Regions from separate parts of the Homo sapiens genome. Here regions 1, 2, 3, 4 and 6 are each linked to region 5. A link is a contact called in ENCODE Hi-C or POLR2A ChIA-PET data. All regions are on one chromosome and are shown on one strand. Each heading gives the region's core, a stretch centred on a gene start or an enhancer-like site at or near the end of the contact. The rest is flanking DNA. Distances are from core to core; before and after follow the strand shown.

Region 1 (2,700 bases), core at 163-2,662, 4.9 Mb after region 5:
CCGAGTACACCCGTCCGAATCCCGCCCCTCGGAATCCTGGCCAGGCTTTCTCTCTGCTCGGCCCCCCACCCCCGGGTCTTGCTCACCTGGGCCGTGGCTGATGCGACTGGAGTCGGGAGGCGTGTCGGGCGATGGAGGCCCCGGGGTTGGGGGCTCCGGGAACATGGTGGCGGGGTCCTGGAGTCTTTTCTGCAGAGACACTCAAGCACCCTAGTCCCCCATTCCCACCCCAGACGTCCTTTGAGCCCCACGCACAACAAAGAACTCCAACTCCCATGAGGCCTTTGCGCGAACAGCCGCGCAGAAACCGGACAGCCACCGCGAGTCATGCTGGGAGTTGTAGTATCAGCCTCCCCGCACTTGAGAGGGGGTGTCCAGGACCTAGTTCCATCCTAAAGGGATACCCTCTTCCTCCACGGCCCCACAGGCATCCCGCTGACTTCTGCCTCGTCCTCGCCCCTCCGCAGGGTCTGAACCGGAAGCGGGCGAAGGCAGACGTGGGAACCAGCAGACCGCGTTGCCCAGAGCAACAGCCGGGCTCCTCTCAAGCGGGGTGAGAGCAAAGCTGGTTGCCCGGGCAACGGGTTGTTGCCAGGACAACGGGCGGGGCTGACGCACAGACGCGGAGTCCCGGCGGGGCAGGCTCGCTCCGGGGCCCACCGGTGCCTGGGAACCCCCCAATAGCCCGACTGGGATCCTGAGGTCCCGCGAGGTGGGGAGCGGGCAGCCTGTGGTCCGAGCGCCCACAGCCGACTGCTCCCTCCGCACCTGGTCCTGGGAGCTGAGACGCAGGTTCCCTCTTCCCTCTCCCCAATTTTGCTGGAGGGCGGGTCGGGGGCTGCCCGGTGCCTGTGCTGAGCCCCCTCATCCTTCTTGGCCTGTTGGTCTCTCCACGCATCCGTGCTGCTCTCGTGACCGCCTCGGTCTCCACGCTGCCTCTTGACCCCACATAGGCGTCTTCCCTGTGTCTGCCTCCCCAACCCGCCTGTCTCTCTTCCCTATCGCCTGGCCTCTGTCTCCAGGGTCTCTCCCTCTCCCCTCCGCCTGCGCCCCACTCCCCGCCCTCGGCTCTTTGTCTTCTCCATACCTGTCTCGCGTCCCCAGATCCCTGTCTCTCCGCTTCAGGCTGCTGCCCTCCCTCTGGTTGTCTCCCCAGTGCCCCAGCCCCCACTCGCACACCCCTTTCCTCTAGGGATGCGGATGCGGATGGGCTGAGGGCGGGGGTCCCAGCAGCTCCTACCTGCTCGGCGGCTGGACGGGACACTCCCGGGAGACGCCGAGGCGCCAGCCCCGCCCGGACCCCACCCCCTGCACGTGGGCGGTGGCGCTGTCCCGGGTGCTGATCGCGGAGCTCTCCGGGGCGGGGGAGCCGCGGAGCGGAGCAGGATCCCGTGCGCGCGTGTGTGCCCGTGTGCGTGTGCGCGCGTGTGTGGTGTGTATTGTGTGTGCCCGTATTTGGTCTCGGGTAGGCGGAAAGCCCTGCCCCGCCCCTCCTCCCGCCTCCACCCGGGAACCTCGATGACGCCCACAGATGTTTATCCTGGTGCTTTAGCATTTTCTGCCTTCTGGTCCAGTCGTTGGCCGTCCAGACCACTCCACTCCTCCCGCCCCAACACACACGACACACACCCTGTATAGCCCAAAGAACGGCATGCCAGGATACTCAGTCCTAGGACCTAGGAGACCCCAGACCCCCATTGGAGACCCAGACTCTGCAGGGTTCAGCATCAAAGTCCCCAGCTATCAGCCCCCAGACATCGCCCTCTAAGTTCCCCTAACACCAGTCCCAGGAGGCGGCCAGTGCGGTGGCTCATACCTGTAACCTCAGCACTTTGGGAGGCCGAAGCAGGAGGAATGCTTGAGCCCAGGAGCTGGAGACCAGCCTGGGCAACATAGCAAAATCCCGTCTCTACAAAAATGAGCCAGCGTGGTGGTGCGCACTTGTGATGGCAGCTACTCTAGAGGCTGAGGTGGGAAGATCACCTGGGCCCAGGAGGTCAAGGCTGCAGTGAGCCACTGCACTCCAGTCTGGGCAACAGAGCAAGACCATGTCTCAAAAACAAAAACAAAAACAGAACAAAACAACAACAACAACAACAGAGAAGAGTAAAAGAAAAGCTCAGAAGGCAAGTCCCCAAGCACCTAGCTCCAGCGAGCCCTGTCCATACTGCCCAGACCCTGGACACAGACGTCTGGACACTGCCTTCTCTGAGAGACTCAACCACCCAAACCTACATTTTTTCATGTGCAAATGTGTGGGTCCCTCTAGTCCCCTCCTGGACGTTCGCCTCGATCCCTAGATACCAGGAACCCATCCCTACTCCCAATCCAATATTATTTCCAGACCCAGAAATCCATGGGACAACTGTCTCTGGGGAGAACAGTGATTTAATAAATTATGGGATAGAAGGAAAAATACATGTGGATGGTGGGGTGCAGAGAGACCTTGGGCACAGGGACTCCCTCCGACCCCAGATTATAGAAGACTGATTTGGTTTCTGAAGTAAAATCAAGGCAGGATCCTTCCTGCCTTTGGTCCTCAAGTAGCCAGAACTCCAGACCCAAATTCCTTCCTGCCTCAGAATCCAGGCCCCAGCCTGTTTCTTTCTGCATCCTGGAAAGACCTAGGGAATCCAAGCTATCATCCCTCTCCTCCTTCAGGGAACCAGGAATCCAGATCCCCAGCTCCCATAGGACTCA
Region 2 (2,842 bases), core at 197-2,696, 3.8 Mb after region 5:
TCTTACTTTCCACCACCTAGACAGGAAGGGGCGAATCTGGCTTCCCATCTCGGTTGTGTGACCCTGGGCAAATGCCTCCCAGTTCGTGGAAGTCTCAGTGTCTAGTTAAGTTTTCAATCACAAGTCATTCCTCACATTCATTCATCTATTCCTTTGACAAATGGTTACTGACTACTTCCTGCGTGCTAAGTGCTGGAGATGCAAAATCCAGACAGGGAAACCGAATAATTACGAAAATGACGGTAGACGTACAAAAATAAATCCTAACGAACAAGGCGCGCAGGAGCGCTCCGCCCGGGAGGGAGGTCAGGGAAGTTTTCTCTCCAAGAAGACAACAGAGCTGAGACCTGAAACGAGCAGGCATTAGGGAGCCACCCGTCTCCTCTGTACCTTCTGCAGCGTCCTCAACACACTAAGGAAGCGGAGACGCAGAGGAGAATGACTGTCCCACCATCTGGTCGCCTAACCAGGCAGGGGCAGGACAAAAACTCCATGCCTCACGCTTCCCAACCAATTCTGCTATGCACGGTGCCAGAGACTTAAAGCAGTGTCTCTGGTCCCTTTCTTCTTTCACTCAGCAAATAATGAATTTCAGAGATGTGCCAACATAGAGGCACTTGGAGAAAGACGAGGCAGCTGAGAGGGAAGCTGCTTACCTGGCCGGGACGCAACGGTTGCGACCAAGTCCCACTTCTGCCAGCTACATACACCCTCTTTCACACGCTCTACGAGCAGCTACCGCCCACTCGCCACGCTATTGGTCCAACTAGCATGAATGATAACTTTTAGGGCCAACGAAGAAAAAGGGGTGGACTTTCTTGCCCAGCTCCTCCCACTTGGCCCTGTGGCTGTTTTGATTGGCAGATGACTTCGGCTCGGCCCCCGCTTTAAAGGCACCTGTCTGTCTCCCATTAGGTACGCGGCCCCTAACGCCCACACTCCATGCCTTCCTCCGCTTTCCCCACCCACTTCCAGGACCAACCAATGACTTCAAGGCAGAATATGCCCCCGCAACCAATTAAAAAGAGCTCTAAACTTGACGGACGACTTCCCGCCCCTGGACTGTCGTAGCTCCTCCCCCAGACCAATTGTTTTAAGAGAGGGGGGCGGATACATCCAATCAGCACGACACAGGTCTCTTGATTGACGTTCGGGTCCTCGCGCTGGCGTGTTGTGCCCTGAGGCGGGAGGAGGAGGAGGAGCGGGGAGGAAAACCTGAGCCAATCCTAGCAGCCTGCGCGGGAGGCCAATCGAACGCCGCGCCTTGGAGCGATCACCCAATCCGCGAAAGGGGGCAGGGCGCATCCCTGCCAGGAACCAATAGAAAGCCTCCAAGGGTCAGGAGCGACGTTCAGCGGGAGCAATGACTGGCCTATATTCGGGACTCGGGGGCGGGTCGGCGCCAGAGACGAGAAGAGAGGAGGGGAGGCCTCCTCCGCCGCCGCCATCTTGGACCGGGCCCGGTCAGCTTCCGCGGAGCCATCGGCAGACGCCGCGGCCTCCCTTGAGCCCCGACCCCCGTCGTCAGAACAACCCCGGGCCCACTCCCCCAACCCCACTTCCGCTTCGCGCCGCTATCGCGATAGCGCCCGGGCCCGGGGCGCGAGAAAAAGGCGGCGGGCGCTCGCCTCCCCCGCCTGTCGCGATACGCTCCTCAGCGGCGGCGCCAGCTCCTGTGGTGAGAGCGTCAGGCTCGACTGGGCCGGACCCCTTCCCTTCCTCCCCCCGGCGCCATCGGCCGCCCTCCCCGCCGCCTCCCGCCCTGGCGACACCGCCGTCTGTCGCGACATGGCCTCCCCTCGCCTGCCCCCTGCCGCCGCCTCTGCAGCGCGGGGCTCCCGGCGGGGGGCGGCTCCCTCCCTCTCGCCCTCCCGTTCCTGCGCCTCTTTCACGTTCCTCAGCGCCTCCCGGGGGTCCTTCCGCGACCCGGACCCCGGGCCCCGCCCGCCGCCGCCTCCCCGCGTGGCATCGCGTCGGGCCCCCCGGTAGGGGTGTGAGGGTGCGAAGCCTCCCGGGCGCGAGGTGCCCGCCCCTCTCCGCGTCGGTATTGGCTCCTGGCTGGAAGGATGGAGGCGCCCCTGGTCCCAGGTGCCCGCCCTCTCGGGGCTCAGGTGCCTGCCCCCCTCGGCCTCGGTCCTTCGCGTTGTGGGGCAGCCTCCGCGCCGGGGCTTCTCCCTCGACGGTGGCGGGGAGGGGGGGTGGTGGTCGGGACGAGGACCCCAGCTGGGTGGGGGAGTCACCCTTCCCAGGACCGAGGCCGCCCTCCGCATCCCTCCTCACTGCTCCCGGGAGCGCAGCCTCCCCTGGATCTCAGGTTCCAGCTGCCCGTCTGTATCGGATGGGAGCCTCTTGGGAGAGGAGTGGAGGAGAAACTCCCCGTTAGTTGGAGCCTTTGCCGAAGTTTCCACCTCTGTAGTCTGCAGCTCTTCCCTCTCATAGCGAGTAGCGCCCTGGGTGGCTCCAGCCTCGCCATCCCGCTGCACTGGGCGCCTGCCTTTTTGGGGGAGTTTGGCTTTCCCCCACCTGGGGTACAGGACCGTCCTCAGTGTGGCCCACGTCTGGTCTCAGCTCTCACACTTCTTTGATCCTGGCGTCTGCCCCTGGCTTTGCAGCCTTGAACTCCCCTGCATCGTGACTCTCCGACCTTCTGGGTGTGGGCGTCTCCCAGTGATATCAGGACCACTGTGGTCTTGTTGCTGGGGGCTGCTGGGATCCCCTGGCGCTCAGGTGCCTGGTGAAAGACACTAAGCCGCCACGCTGTCCATGTTAGTGAGCTCCCACTGCGGGCAGCACCAGCCCCTCTTTCTGAGCAGTCCCTGCCTCTCAGTGCAGGGCGGCCACC
Region 3 (2,700 bases), core at 122-2,621, 4.1 Mb after region 5:
CCAGGCTGATCTTGAACTCCTGACCCCAGGTGATCCACCCATCTCGGCCTCCCAAAGTGTTGGGATTACAGGCGTGAGCCAGCGCGCCCGGTCTTTGCAACGTTTTGAATAAATCCAAAATTATTCCAGAACAAAAAGCTTAGTACCAAAAAGAAAACAAAAACAAAAACAAAACAAACCCCCCCCCCCCCACAGAGTAAAATAACGGAAAAAGATCTACTATGCTAGCACTAACAAAATAATACGTAGTTATGAAAATGGTATGTATTTTTCAAGCTAGACGTTCATAATGGTAGAACATGAGGAGGAAAACTGCCTCTTAAATCCCACCACTTACTGTGACACAGTGACCGGTCCCTGCAGCGGACTGGATAGTTGTATCAGAGTCCTGGACGGAAACAGATGGCACTCAAAAGGTGGCGCGCAGTTCAGAGAAATGCCTATGTACGGATTTGGTCCAATGCCTCAGCCTGACCTCAGGGACCTTCGGGGGTCTGCTCCGCGCCCACCCTTACACATCTGTGACCCCACACACTTCCACCCCAGCGCCACTGCCAACAGCTACACCCATCCCCCTCCAACCGCGTCAGCTTCCAGCCTCGGTCCATCTGAACTCGCCGTGCCCCCTCCCCTGCGCCCTTCCAGATTCATTTGCTAGGGAAGCCCGCTCTTCCGGGTGGAGCTGTTCCTCATCCCCTTTCTTTATCATTCTCTCCCCAGGGCTTCCACATCACCGTGCTGTGGACAATCCCGGAACTCCTGTCACGCCAGTTTACATTTAGGAACAGTAATGGCTCCCACTGACTCAGTCAAAACAAGGCTGCGGCCGGGCACGGTGGCTCACGCCCGTAATCCCAGCACTTTGGGAAGCCGAGACGGAGGGATCACGAGGTCAGGAGTTCGAGAACAGCCTGGCCGACATGGTGAAACCCCGTCTTTACTAAAAACACAAAAATTAGCCGGGCATAGTGGCGCGCGCCTGTAATCCCAGCTACTCCGGAGGCTGAGGCAGAATTGTTTGAACCCAGGAGGCGGAGGTTGCAGTGAGCAGAGATCACGCCACTGTACTCTATCGTGGGCGACGACAGAGCAAGAGCAAGACTCCGTCTCCGAGAACAACAACAACAGCAACAAGAAAACAACAATAAAAAAAATAAGGCTGCGTGGGAGGCAGAAAGAGCTAATGCGGCCACGCTTGTCTCCTCGGGGCCACCGTCCCCACCCAGACTTCCGGTCTGCCTTAAAATGTTCATGCGTAAGTGCGTGGGCAGGAAGGCGGGCTCAAGCGCAGCTCGTGGCGTTCATTGGCTGTGCAGGGCCGAGGGAGGCGGTGCAAGGCCGCCGCGTGACGTCAGGACGCCGCGGTCAGGACGTCGAAGCCAAAGAAGACCAGAGCCAGCCGGGTGGCACAGCGGTGTCGTGGCCGTGTTGCTGATCGCCTGGGTGGTTGTTGGCGTGTCCCTGCAGCGAAGGATCCTGGTTGGTAAGGGGAGCGGCAGGCGAGCAGGCGGGCGGGGATAGCATCTCCTTTTGGTCTTGCGCCCCGCGAGCCCCGAGGCCTTCTCGGCCGTCGCAGCAGCAGACGCCGCGCGCGAGCGTCGACAGGGTGTGGCGGCGCAGGGGCAGCCACTGCGCCTGCGCACCGGGCCTGGGGCCGCGCGTTCGGGCACTAGCGCGCGTGCGCCGTCGTCTTCTAATTTCCGTTCCTCTCCCTTGGAGTTCTCGGGGCCCCGGGGCGCCCCTCACTCGCCGTTGACCGGGTGTTGCCCCGGGCGACGGGCGGCTCCTGCGCGTCTTTCTGGGGCGTGGTGCGCAGGCGCGGCCTGGGCAGTGGCTCCGTGGCTAGTCGTGGGGATCCGAGCGGCCTCCTCCACCCGGCGTCCTCCTTTGCCTTCGCCCAGCCTGCGGGACGGCCAGGTGCTCCCGGGACCTCAGGCCTCGCGTCTGATGCCTGTCTCTGTTCTTGAGACCCGTCCGGGAGTCCTCTGTCCAGCCCCCAACTCCTGACCTTACCTCTAATCTCCCTTCTGCCCTGGGGCTCCTCTTCCTGTGTCCCCGCCACGATCCCTCGTCTCCACCCACGCCCTGTGTCCTGTTTAAGTTAAGCCTTTGCGTTTCTAGGGCTTTTCCCCAGCTCCAGACTCCCGTTCCTATCCCGTCAACTCGTGGGAATTCCGGTTCTCCTGCGGGATTAATTATCCTACTTATCAGTTACTCCCTCTCGGGAGTTTAGGCTCCTGAATCCTTGCTCCGGAGACACTCCACTTTTCTTCCAATTCTCTCTGTACCCCACTCTTAATTCGTTGAACATGTTTTGGGTCTTCTTTGGCATTCCCAAAGCTTTATGTCCAGACACCCAACCACGGTGATCCCTTTTCTCTCCCAGCCCTACCCCTGCTTCCGGGAACCTCCCGTGGAAGCAGGCAGGGGTAGTCCCACTGAGGACTCCCACGTAGGTCTCTTTACTGCCCTTCGGAGACCTTTTTGAAATCAGTCTGTCAGTGCTAAGAACCCATTTCTTCACGTTGGGGTTCACGTTGGCATTCTCAGGAACGCTCAACGACCACTTGCTTCCAGGGTTAACTTCCGGAAAATCCCCTTTTCCTCTCAAAATTTTCTTCTCTTCTCCAATATTCTTCCAGCCCCCTCGATGCTCCCTGAAAGGCCTCCCTTTTCACAGAGTTCTCGGAAACCTTTCCA
Region 4 (2,934 bases), core at 291-2,790, 3.8 Mb after region 5:
TAGATGGATGGATGGATAGATAGATAGATAGATAGATAGATAGATAGATAAAAATTAGCACCTGTTAAGTGCCAGGCCCTTGCTGTGATTGATTGATGGATAGATAAAAATTAACACCAATTATGTGCCAGGCCCTTGCTGTGATTAATTGATCGATTGATAGATTGGTTGACAGAGAAAAATTAGCACCTATTATGTGCCAGGCTCTTGGTGTGATACTGTGTTAGATAGATAGATAGATAAAAATTAGCCCCTCTAGGCCGGGCGCGGTTGTTCACGCCTGTAATCCCAGCACTTTGGGAGGCCAAGGCGGGTGGATCACCTGAGGTCGGGAAGTTCGAGACCAGCCTGACCAACATGGAGAAACCCCCGTCTCTCCTAAAAAAGAAAAATTAGCCGGCTGTGGAGGCGCGCGCCTGTAATCCCAGCTATTCAGGAGGCTGAGGCAGGAGAATCGCTTGAACTCGGGAGTCGGAGGTTGCTGTGAGCCGAGATCGCGCCATTGCACTCCAGCCTGGGCGACAGAGCTAGACTCAATCTCAGAAGAAAAAAAAAAAAATTAGAACCTATTACGTGCCAGACCCTCGCTGTGCCATGTTGGCAGGCACAGAGGGAACTCAGACTCCGTTACTGCTCTCAAGCAGCAGCTACCAGTCCGACTGAAAGACCAAGACCAGGTCAGTTTCTTTTTTTTTGAGACGGAGTCTCGCTCTGTCGCCCAGGCTGGAGTGCAGTGGTGTGATCTCGGCTCACTGCAAGCTCCGCCTCCCGGGTTCACGCCATTCTCCTGCCTTAGCCTCCCCAGTAGCTGGGACTACGGGCGCCCACCACCACGCCCGGCTAATTTGTGTTGTATTTTTAAGTAGAGACAGGGTTTCACCATGTTAGCCAGGATGGTCTAGATCTCCTGACCTCGTGATCCGCCCGCCTCGGCCTCCCAAAGTGCTGGGATTACAGGCGTGAGCCACCGCGCCTGGCCCAGACCAGGTCAGTTTCTTAAGTGATCTGAGCTATAATGGCGGTAACAGAGCACTGTGAGAGCCCGCAGAAAGCTCCTAACCCATCTGGGATGAGACCTAGCGCTTCCAGGACGAGCCGATGTTGAGCTGAGACCTCGAAGGACAGGTTAGTCATTCACCTTCTCCCGGGCTCAGTTTCTTCGTCTGTAAAATGGGCTTTCATACATAAACTATAAAATGGGGACTATTTTGTTCCGCCTTAGGTGGGTCGCAGCAGGAGGACTAGTCACTCCGGAGCGACTTCTAGGCTGAGACTAAGGAGATTCCACGCAGGTCCGCAAAGTCAGGCTTGCGCTTGCTCCTGACACCACTTCCTTTACCTCCACGGCTCCATCTTTGTTCTGCGCGAGTGCGCACGCGCAGGCTCCGAAAGCGGGCCGTCGCACAGAGGGACCACAACTCCCAGAGTGCTCCGCGTCCTTGCTTTCGCCTCTACTTGTGCTCCAGGGCGCACGCGCAGCCCTGGGAGCGGGTTCTCGCGCATAGGGACCACAACTCCCAGGGTGCTCCGCGTCCTCGCCGCTGTCGCCGCCGCGGAGACAAAGATGGCTGCGAGTAAGTGCAGGTGCCGGTGGCGCACGGGGCTCGGGTAGTTCTGGGAACCTCTGGGCGGTCCTGGGACTGAGGTGCGGCAGGGCAGGGGTGGAAGCGATGGGGTCCGTGCTGGAGGGGAACGCAGAAGTCACGAGGGGGCTCCTCCAGGGCAGGGGTGGCACGAGAGGGTTAGAGGTCACCGGGGGCAGCTACTTGCAGGGGTGACGCTTCTTGCCACCCCTTCAGGAGTCGGCGCCTTCCTCAAGAATGCCTGGGACAAGGAGCCAGTGCTGGTCGTGTCCTTCGTCGTCGGGGGCCTCGGTGCGTGAGTGCTCCAGGCGCAAACTTGCATCGTCCACCCCCGTCCCCCTACATCCCTCCATCTTGTACCCCTAAAGCCCTATCGCCGCCCTCGGGTCCCCTCTAGTGTGTCTGCACCCCCACGGCATCCCCTTATCTATCCCCATACCCATTATAACCTCTCCACCATCGCCCCCCGCGTTCCTCTCCACCTACCCAATACGCTCTTAACCCCTCTAAATGAGACGTTCTCAACCCTGCTTATGCCTTAACACCTGAGCACCAAAAAAAAGTCCAGATCCTCCTCCTCCTTTTCATCTTTCCTCTCCCCCATTCTGAATTGAGTTGGCTTGGGTGGAGGTGGGACTGGGGAATCTGTGTCTTGTGAAAATCCCCGTATGATCCCAATGTGCCTTGCTGATTGAAAATCTCTGCCCTCTGCCCTGGAACTGCCCTACTCACACTTTAATTAGCACCGGAGTTCCTGCAGGGATGGGGGCGGGGGATTGTTAAAATGTAGCTTTTTTTTTTGCGATGGAGTCTCACTCTCACCCAGGCTGAAGTGCAGTGGCGCGATCCCGGCTCACTGCAACCTCGGCCTCCTGGGTTCAAGGGATTCTCCTGCCTCAGCCTCCCGAGTAGCTGGGATTACAGGCGCCCAGCTAATTTTTTGTTTTTGTTTTTGAGACTGAGTCTCGCTCTGTCGCCCAGGCTGGAGTGCAGTGGCGCGATCTCGGTTCAGTGCAAGCCCCGCCTTCCGGGTTCACGCCATTCTCCTGCCTCAGCCTCCCGAGTAGCTGGGACTACAGGCGCCCGCCCCCATGCCCGGCTAATTTTTTGTATGTTCAATAGAGACGGGGTTTCACCGTGTTAGCCAGGATGGTCTCGATCTCCTAACCTCGTGATCCTCCCAACTCGGTCTCCCAAAGTGCTGGGATTACAGGCGTGAGCCACCGCGCCCGGCCAGCTTTTTTTTTTTTTTTTTTTTGAGATGGCGTCTCGCTCTGTCTTCCAGGCTACAGTGCAATGGTTTGATCATGGCTCACTGCAACCTCCGCCTCTAGGGTTCAAGTGATTCTCC
Region 5 (2,788 bases), core at 123-2,622:
GAGATCCGTCTTTGGAGGATCTGGGGGATGGCTGCGAGAGGGGGGTGTGTTCGGAGGAGCCCAGGAGACTCAGGATTGGGGAAGAGGCTTCTAGGAGACTGAGAAGCCTAGAGGGACCCGGAGGGTTGGAGCTGGGGCGCTCCTGGGAGACTGGGGGCGCCTGGAGAGGCGGGGGTGGGGTGGATGGGGGCCCCGAGAGCGCGCTCACCCTGGCAGCCCGCGACGAGTAGGGGTCCTCGAAGAGCGCCCACACGCGGGGCTGCCAGCGGCGCCACCATGTGCCGCCCGCGCCGCCCGCGCCCCCTGGCGGCCCCCCGGCGCCGCCGCCCGCGTCCTGGAAGCAGAGGCGCTTGAGCTCGCCGCCCGCTCCGTCCAGGCCGCCGCCGCCCGCGCCCGCCTCGTCGTCCAGGCCTCCGTCGTGGGCGCCTGCGGCGTTGGCGGCGTTGGCGGCGCCCGCGGGGTCGGGCGCCTCGAAGGAGTCGAGCGCCTCCTCAGCGTCGCGATGCTGCCGGTAGGTCATCCAGCAGCAGGCCTCCACGTCGGTCTCGTCGATGCCCCAGAAGCCGAGCTCCTCCTCAAACAGGGGCCCGCACACGTCGGCTGGGCAGTGCAGCTTGCCGGTGCGGTAGTAGTTGAGCACGTACGCGAAGACTCCCGGGTGCCGGTCAAAGAAGAACTCGTCGGCGCCCGGGTCGTAGTCGAAGCGTGCCGCCGCCTCGGGCTCCGTCAGGCCGGCCAGCCGCGTCCCCGGCAGGGTGCGCAGCGTCGAGCGGTACGTCTCATGGCGCACGCCGCCCACGTTGATCACGATCTTGCCGCTGTCGCCACCGCCGCCGCCGTGCCGCCCCATGGCCGCCGCCGGCAGCCCGGGGCATGGCTCGGCGCGCCGGTCCCCGGGCCCGCGGGGTGCCGGGGGGCCCGCCGGGGACGCGGCGGGGCCGGGCTGCGCAGGCTGCTGCTGCTGCGGCGGCAGCGGTGGCGGCGGCGGGGACTCGGGCGGCTGCGGCGGTGGCGCCGGCTGCTGCTTGCTGGCCCCCTGGCGCCCGCGGAAGGACGAGACGCAGACTGAGCTCAGCATTGGACGGGGGGCGGGGCGGGAGGGGCGGGGACGCAGGGGCGGGGACACGGGGGGAGAGACCGACGGGATTGGGTGGGAGGAGGAGCGAGGTAGCGGGGGCGTGGCTTAGGGGAGAGGAACCAAACTGATTGGCCTGGGGGAGGTGGGGCGGGGCTGTGGCTGGGAGGAGTGGGGCGGGCACTCTAACGCGACCCAGCTGGACGAGTCGGGGCCGCCAATGAGACGGAGCGATTGGCTCTTTCTAAGAGAGCAGGGAGGAGGGGCGGGGCGGGGCGTCAAGGGAGGCGGGACCGGTTACTACTAATTGTGTTCGGCAGCACTGGTAGCCAGGGGAAGGCGGGGCTAGATACGATAGAGAGAGACCTTACTGAACTGAAAAAAGTGCGGGCGGGGTAGAGGGAGGAGGGGACACATCCAAGCTATTTAAAGACGCCCGACTGGCCTGGAGGGGCGGGGCCACCATGAGAGAGGCCGTCCTGATTGGGCTGAGAAAGGGGCGGAGAGAAACAAAACAGATCGCACGCCCTCACCTAAAACACCGCTAGGCAGGACCTGGTGGGGAGGAGCATTGCTTGGAAGAGACAGGGCCGCAGAAAGTAGAAACGGTCCAGATGAGACTGCATGGGGCGGGAACTAGAGATGGAGGACTTTCCCGCGCAAGGGGGACAGGCTGGACTGAAAGAGGACACGGGAAGAACAAAGACTTAGACTCGGTGAGAAGGTGTTGAAACTTGAGAGAGTCCTGGAAACCCGAGAGGGTCTGGATAGGCCTAAGGGAGGGAGCGGGGCTGAGGCTCCAAGGCGGGCCTGGTTAGTCGGGGCTGGGCCCGGAGAATGAGTGTCCGGATGGATGAGTGGTACTGAGGAAGGTGAGTGGGGTCGACAAATAGAAAACGTCTTGAGGCAGGGCGCAGTGGCTCACGCCTGTAACGCCAGCACTTTGCGAGGCTGAGGTGGGTGGATCATTTGAGGTCAGGAGTTCGAGACCAGCCCGGCCAAAATGGTGAAGCCCCGCCTCTACTAAAAATACAAAAATTAGTCGGGCGTGGTTGTGGGTGCCTGTAGTCCCAGCTAGTCGGGAGGTTGAGGCAGGAGAATCGCTTGAACCTGGGAAGTAGAGGTTGCAATGAGTCGAGATCGCACCACTCCACTCCAGCCTGGGCGACAGAGCGAGACTCTGTGTCAAAAAATAAATAAATAAAAGAAAAAGAAAACGTCTTGAATGGGCGGTAGGAAAGAGAGACTAAGGAAGGAGCGGGGCTTGAGGGTCTTGAAAGCAACCAGGGTAGGCGAGGGCAGGGCAGGGCTAAGGGAGGGTAGAGGAACGGGAGAGGTGGATCCCAGGGGAACAATGAGACTACAAAGAGTACAAAGCTACTGGGCTGGATGGAGGGGAGGGACCTGGAACGGGGAGTCTTCGGGATCAGAAGACCTGGGAGAGGGCACTGCCTAAAGGTCACAGGGTCTCAAAGGGCGAGGCGAGAACTTCTAACGAACGCTACACCGCGGCGGACTGCAGATTGGAGGACCGAGGGTAGATGAGGACTGGTGAGGAGGGGGCACGCAAGGAGGCAGAGAGGACGGGAGAGGGGAGAGGCCAAAGCGCCAGGAAGCACCGTCAAGACTGAGGCAATATAGGCAGGACCGATAAAAAATGGGGTGGGCTAGGAGTCTCAGAGGTCGGGTTCTGGGGAAGAATGGAGTGAGGGG
Region 6 (2,970 bases), core at 95-2,594, 4.3 Mb before region 5:
TTCTTTTTTTTTTTTTGGAGGTGGCATCTCACTCTGTTGCCCAGGCTGGCGTGCAGTGGCACGATCTTGGCTCACTGCAACCTCCGCCTCCCGAGTTCAAGTGATTCTCCTGCCTCAGCCTCCTGAGTAGCTGGGATTACAGGCGTCCGCTACTGCGCCCAGCTAATTTTTTATATTTTTAGTAGAGACAGGGTTTCACCAGGTGGTTCAGGCTGGTCTCGAACTCCTGACCTCGTGATTCCCAAAGTGCTGGGATTACAGGTGTGAGCCACCGCGCCTGGCCAGAAGTTTTTCTAGATTTCCAAAAGACTTCAATAACATCACCAATACTGATTTGTGAAGCTGAAACTTGTTCTAAATTATAATGAATTTTTAAAAAGTTCCATCAACCACGCTAGAGGAAAGATAACTTACTTTTCTCTTTGTAGACAAGGATATTGTGAAACATGCAGCTGAAAAAGTAGGAAACATCACAGAGGTGTGTCAGGCAGAAAATTAATAAAAACATTACGTTATCCTTTGGGATTTTGCAATGTTTGTGGTATTTGGCTCTTTTAAATATGTAATTTGTTATTATTTCATATTCTAAGTAAACTTTCATGTCAGTTTTTTTTTTTCTTTAAACTTTATTTTCCTTTCTTAAAGAGGTCCCTCCTCCCCCATCCCCGCGCTCAATTCCTTTAGCTGGATCCTTCCAGTTCATGACTGATCGGTTTAAAATATGGGTCGTTCAAAAGCCGTGTGAACCCGGGCTAGTGGCTATACCTCTCTGAGACTGTTTTCTTAGTGGTAAAATGGAAATCATAATAACTTTGCAGGGCTGTTATAAAGTTTAAATAAGCCAAGTCCTGCAAAATGCTTAGTGCAGGTTTGGAATGCACCAAGCGATGACAAATCTCAACCTGTCTTTATGCTGAGACCACTCCCCAGTTTCCGGAGCCGCGGCCACTATCTCCCCATGCGCATGCACACCCGGCTCTCCCTTCCAGGCCCTCCCCACCACGTGGGCGCGGCCTACCCTCCCGCAGGGGGTAATAGGTGGAGTCAAGGGGCTACTTCCGGGATTCTTTCCCTTCCACTCTGGGGAACAACCTTTTTGTATGACTGGCAGCATTATTAGCCAGTAGTGATTAGAGAAGAGCCCGACGTTAGGTGCCTCCCCCAACCCATTTGGGACAGCCTCTTCTTAGTTAGCCAATTGGAAGTTTTGGAGGGCGGGTTCTCCTCTGGGGGAGGGACAGAGTGATGGGCGTCTCTTTTGGCTAATGGAAACTTGGCTGCTGGTAAGCTGTGACCAATCAGAAGCGAGAACGCCGGATCCTGGGGCGGGGCTGGAGCTTCGTCAGTTGAACCGCTCGCGAGGAGGGTTGCTAGTGGAGAAGGTGAGAGGCCGCGGGAGTGGCGGTTGCGCGGGCCGTGGTGGAGGTCTTAGGTGGAGGGGAAGGGGCTTCTCTCGGGGGAGAGTGGGCTGCGGTGGGCAGCTGACCTGGCCTTGTAGGAATCGGGAGGGAGGGTGCCCTTTAACAAGGGTAGGCGCTTGATTGAGGGGTTGTGAGGCTGAGCGCAGCATGTGAGTTGGGGGTGATCTGTATATCGCAGGAGGGTCTTCAATGGGGAAAGTTGTAAAGCAGGAGACAGCAGATGGTAAAATATAGAGACGTCCTTGGAATGCAGCGTGGCGATTTAGTAGGAGGTTTTAAGGCAGAGGGTTATTACAGCGCACTATGCTTTACAAGCTTTGATTTGGGTGAAAGTCGTGGGAAGAAGCAATATTGAGGAAGGGAGGGAAGGAGACCTCCAGGGATGAGCATGTACTTTAAAGAGATGTGAAGCCCTATTATGCCTGTGGCGTTTGCTATGTGCTGTGCACCTGCCAAGTGTTTTAGGTGAATTAACTCTTAAACTTACTCTACTGATGGTTAAGAATGTGGGCTCTGGCGTCGGGTTGAATCCCGAATTTGAATCCTGGCTCTGCCACTGATCATTACTGTGGCTTTGGGCCAGTTGTTTAACCCTTCTGTGCCTCAGCTTCATCATCAGTAGAATGACATCATCTCTGTCTATACCATTGGCTAGCTTCACCCTCTTTATCTAATGAGAACTCCCACGTGTGTATTTCCAGCCTGGATCTCTGCCCTGAACTCCAGACTCATATCATGGCCGACTCTTCTCTCTTTGGAAGTTCATCTGACATTCAGACATAAACTTGTCCCAAACCAATCTTGCGATTTCTTCCTTTCAACCTCCAAACCCAGTTGATGGGACATTCATCCTGCCAGGTACTAAGATCAAGAAGCTTGGAGTGTTCTTTTTTTTTTTTTTTTGAGACAGAGTTTCGCTCTTGTAGCCCAGGCTGGAGTGCAATGGCGCGATCTTGGCTCACTGAAACCTCCACTTCCCAGATTCAAGGGAATTACAGGCGCCCGCCACCACACCCAGCTAATTGTTTGTATTTTTAGTAGAGAAGGGGTTTCACTATGTTGGCCAGGTTGGTCTTGAACTCGTGACCTCAGGTGATCCACCCGCCTCAGCCTCCCAAAGTGTTGGGATTACAGGCGTGAGCCACCGTGCCTGGCTAGCTTGGAGTCTTCTTCACTTCTCCCTTTTGTCTTACTTATATATGGTCTAGCAGATCGCATTAGCTCTGTCTTCAAAACACATCCAGAATCCAACCATGCCTCACCAGCTCCTTTGCTACCACTCTGGCCTCAGTTTGTCTCCTGCTCTTACCTGGTTTGTTGCAGTGGCCTTCCAGGTGGGCTCTCTGCCTCTCACTGTTAGGGGGATACTAGTAGAACAGAAGTCAGGTCAGGTTGTTTCTCCTTTCAAACCCTCTCCTGGCTCCCACATTACACTGCAAAAGTCTTCACCATATCCACGAGGCCCCAACCTATTGGGTTCCTCCTCCTCCCTCCCCTCAACTCCCATCACTTCTCTCATTCCCCTGGCTCACTCTGCTGCAGCCACCCT

What was found. A loop is a pair of places that touch in the nucleus more often than their neighbours do. ChIA-PET counts read pairs that join two places held with the same protein, here RNA polymerase II (POLR2A). Pooled maps may share reads with other maps.
Region 1: a map of CD8-positive, alpha-beta T cell shows a loop between it and region 5 (23-fold over the local background). The contact joins the promoter of SYT5 here to the promoter of KCNC3 in region 5. A Hi-C loop is called at or near these places in 1 of 168 maps with a recorded cell type or tissue (CD8-positive, alpha-beta T cell) and 4 of 50 pooled maps. POLR2A ChIA-PET finds 5 or more read pairs at or near these places in 1 of 52 experiments (MCF 10A).
Region 2: a pooled map shows a loop between it and region 5 (15-fold over the local background). The contact joins the promoter of CNOT3 here to the promoter of KCNC3 in region 5. A Hi-C loop is called at or near these places in 8 of 50 pooled maps. POLR2A ChIA-PET finds 5 or more read pairs at or near these places in 2 of 52 experiments (B cell and activated T-cell).
Region 3: a loop to region 5 is called in a pooled map, with 11 times the contacts of the local background. The contact joins the promoter of LENG8 here to the promoter of KCNC3 in region 5. A Hi-C loop is called at or near these places in 7 of 50 pooled maps.
Region 4: a loop to region 5 is called in a map of naive thymus-derived CD4-positive, alpha-beta T cell, with 16 times the contacts of the local background. The contact joins the promoter of NDUFA3 here to the promoter of KCNC3 in region 5. A Hi-C loop is called at or near these places in 1 of 168 maps with a recorded cell type or tissue (naive thymus-derived CD4-positive, alpha-beta T cell) and 3 of 50 pooled maps. POLR2A ChIA-PET finds 5 or more read pairs at or near these places in 2 of 52 experiments (Caco-2 and IMR-90).
Region 6: a loop to region 5 is called in a pooled map, with 10 times the contacts of the local background. The contact joins the promoter of CCDC61 here to the promoter of KCNC3 in region 5. A Hi-C loop is called at or near these places in 1 of 168 maps with a recorded cell type or tissue (breast epithelium) and 5 of 50 pooled maps. POLR2A ChIA-PET finds 5 or more read pairs at or near these places in 1 of 52 experiments (Panc1).

Annotation. Positions count from the first base shown.
Region 1 is chr19:55,178,877-55,181,576 of GRCh38, forward strand. SYT5 (synaptotagmin 5) reads right to left here and starts at 1,413. Exons shown (of 9, transcript NM_003180.3): 1 at 1,241-1,413; 2 at 87-210. The coding sequence starts at 165. It overlaps PTPRH (protein tyrosine phosphatase receptor type H), which reads right to left. Exons shown (of 20, transcript NM_002842.5): 20 at 2,371-2,700. RefSeq lists an enhancer at 879-958 and silencers at 946-1,358, 1,239-1,428.
Region 2 is chr19:54,136,316-54,139,157 of GRCh38, forward strand. CNOT3 (CCR4-NOT transcription complex subunit 3) reads left to right here and starts at 1,447. Exons shown (of 18, transcript NM_014516.4): 1 at 1,447-1,678.
Region 3 is chr19:54,447,828-54,450,527 of GRCh38, forward strand. It overlaps LENG8 (leukocyte receptor cluster member 8), which reads left to right and starts at 1,372. Exons shown (of 16, transcript NM_052925.4): 1 at 1,372-1,483. It overlaps LENG8-AS1 (LENG8 antisense RNA 1), which reads right to left and starts at 1,211. Exons shown (of 3, transcript NR_126418.1): 1 at 735-1,211; 2 at 338-388. RefSeq lists an enhancer at 1,122-2,029.
Region 4 is chr19:54,101,315-54,104,248 of GRCh38, forward strand. It overlaps NDUFA3 (NADH:ubiquinone oxidoreductase subunit A3), which reads left to right and starts at 1,541. Exons shown (of 4, transcript NM_004542.4): 1 at 1,541-1,574; 2 at 1,800-1,874. The coding sequence starts at 1,565. RefSeq lists an enhancer at 1,330-2,306.
Region 5 is chr19:50,328,005-50,330,792 of GRCh38, forward strand. It overlaps KCNC3 (potassium voltage-gated channel subfamily C member 3), which reads right to left and starts at 1,373. Exons shown (of 5, transcript NM_004977.3): 1 at 209-1,373. The coding sequence starts at 1,078. It overlaps LOC105372437 (a long non-coding RNA gene), which reads left to right and starts at 1,616. Exons shown (of 4, transcript XR_007067299.1): 1 at 1,616-1,791. RefSeq lists silencers at 236-325, 934-1,483, 1,564-1,623, 2,501-2,680, 2,694-2,788 and an enhancer at 1,088-1,382.
Region 6 is chr19:45,994,123-45,997,092 of GRCh38, forward strand. It overlaps CCDC61 (coiled-coil domain containing 61), which reads left to right and starts at 1,345. Exons shown (of 14, transcript NM_001267723.2): 1 at 1,345-1,382. RefSeq lists enhancers at 703-892, 1,283-1,462.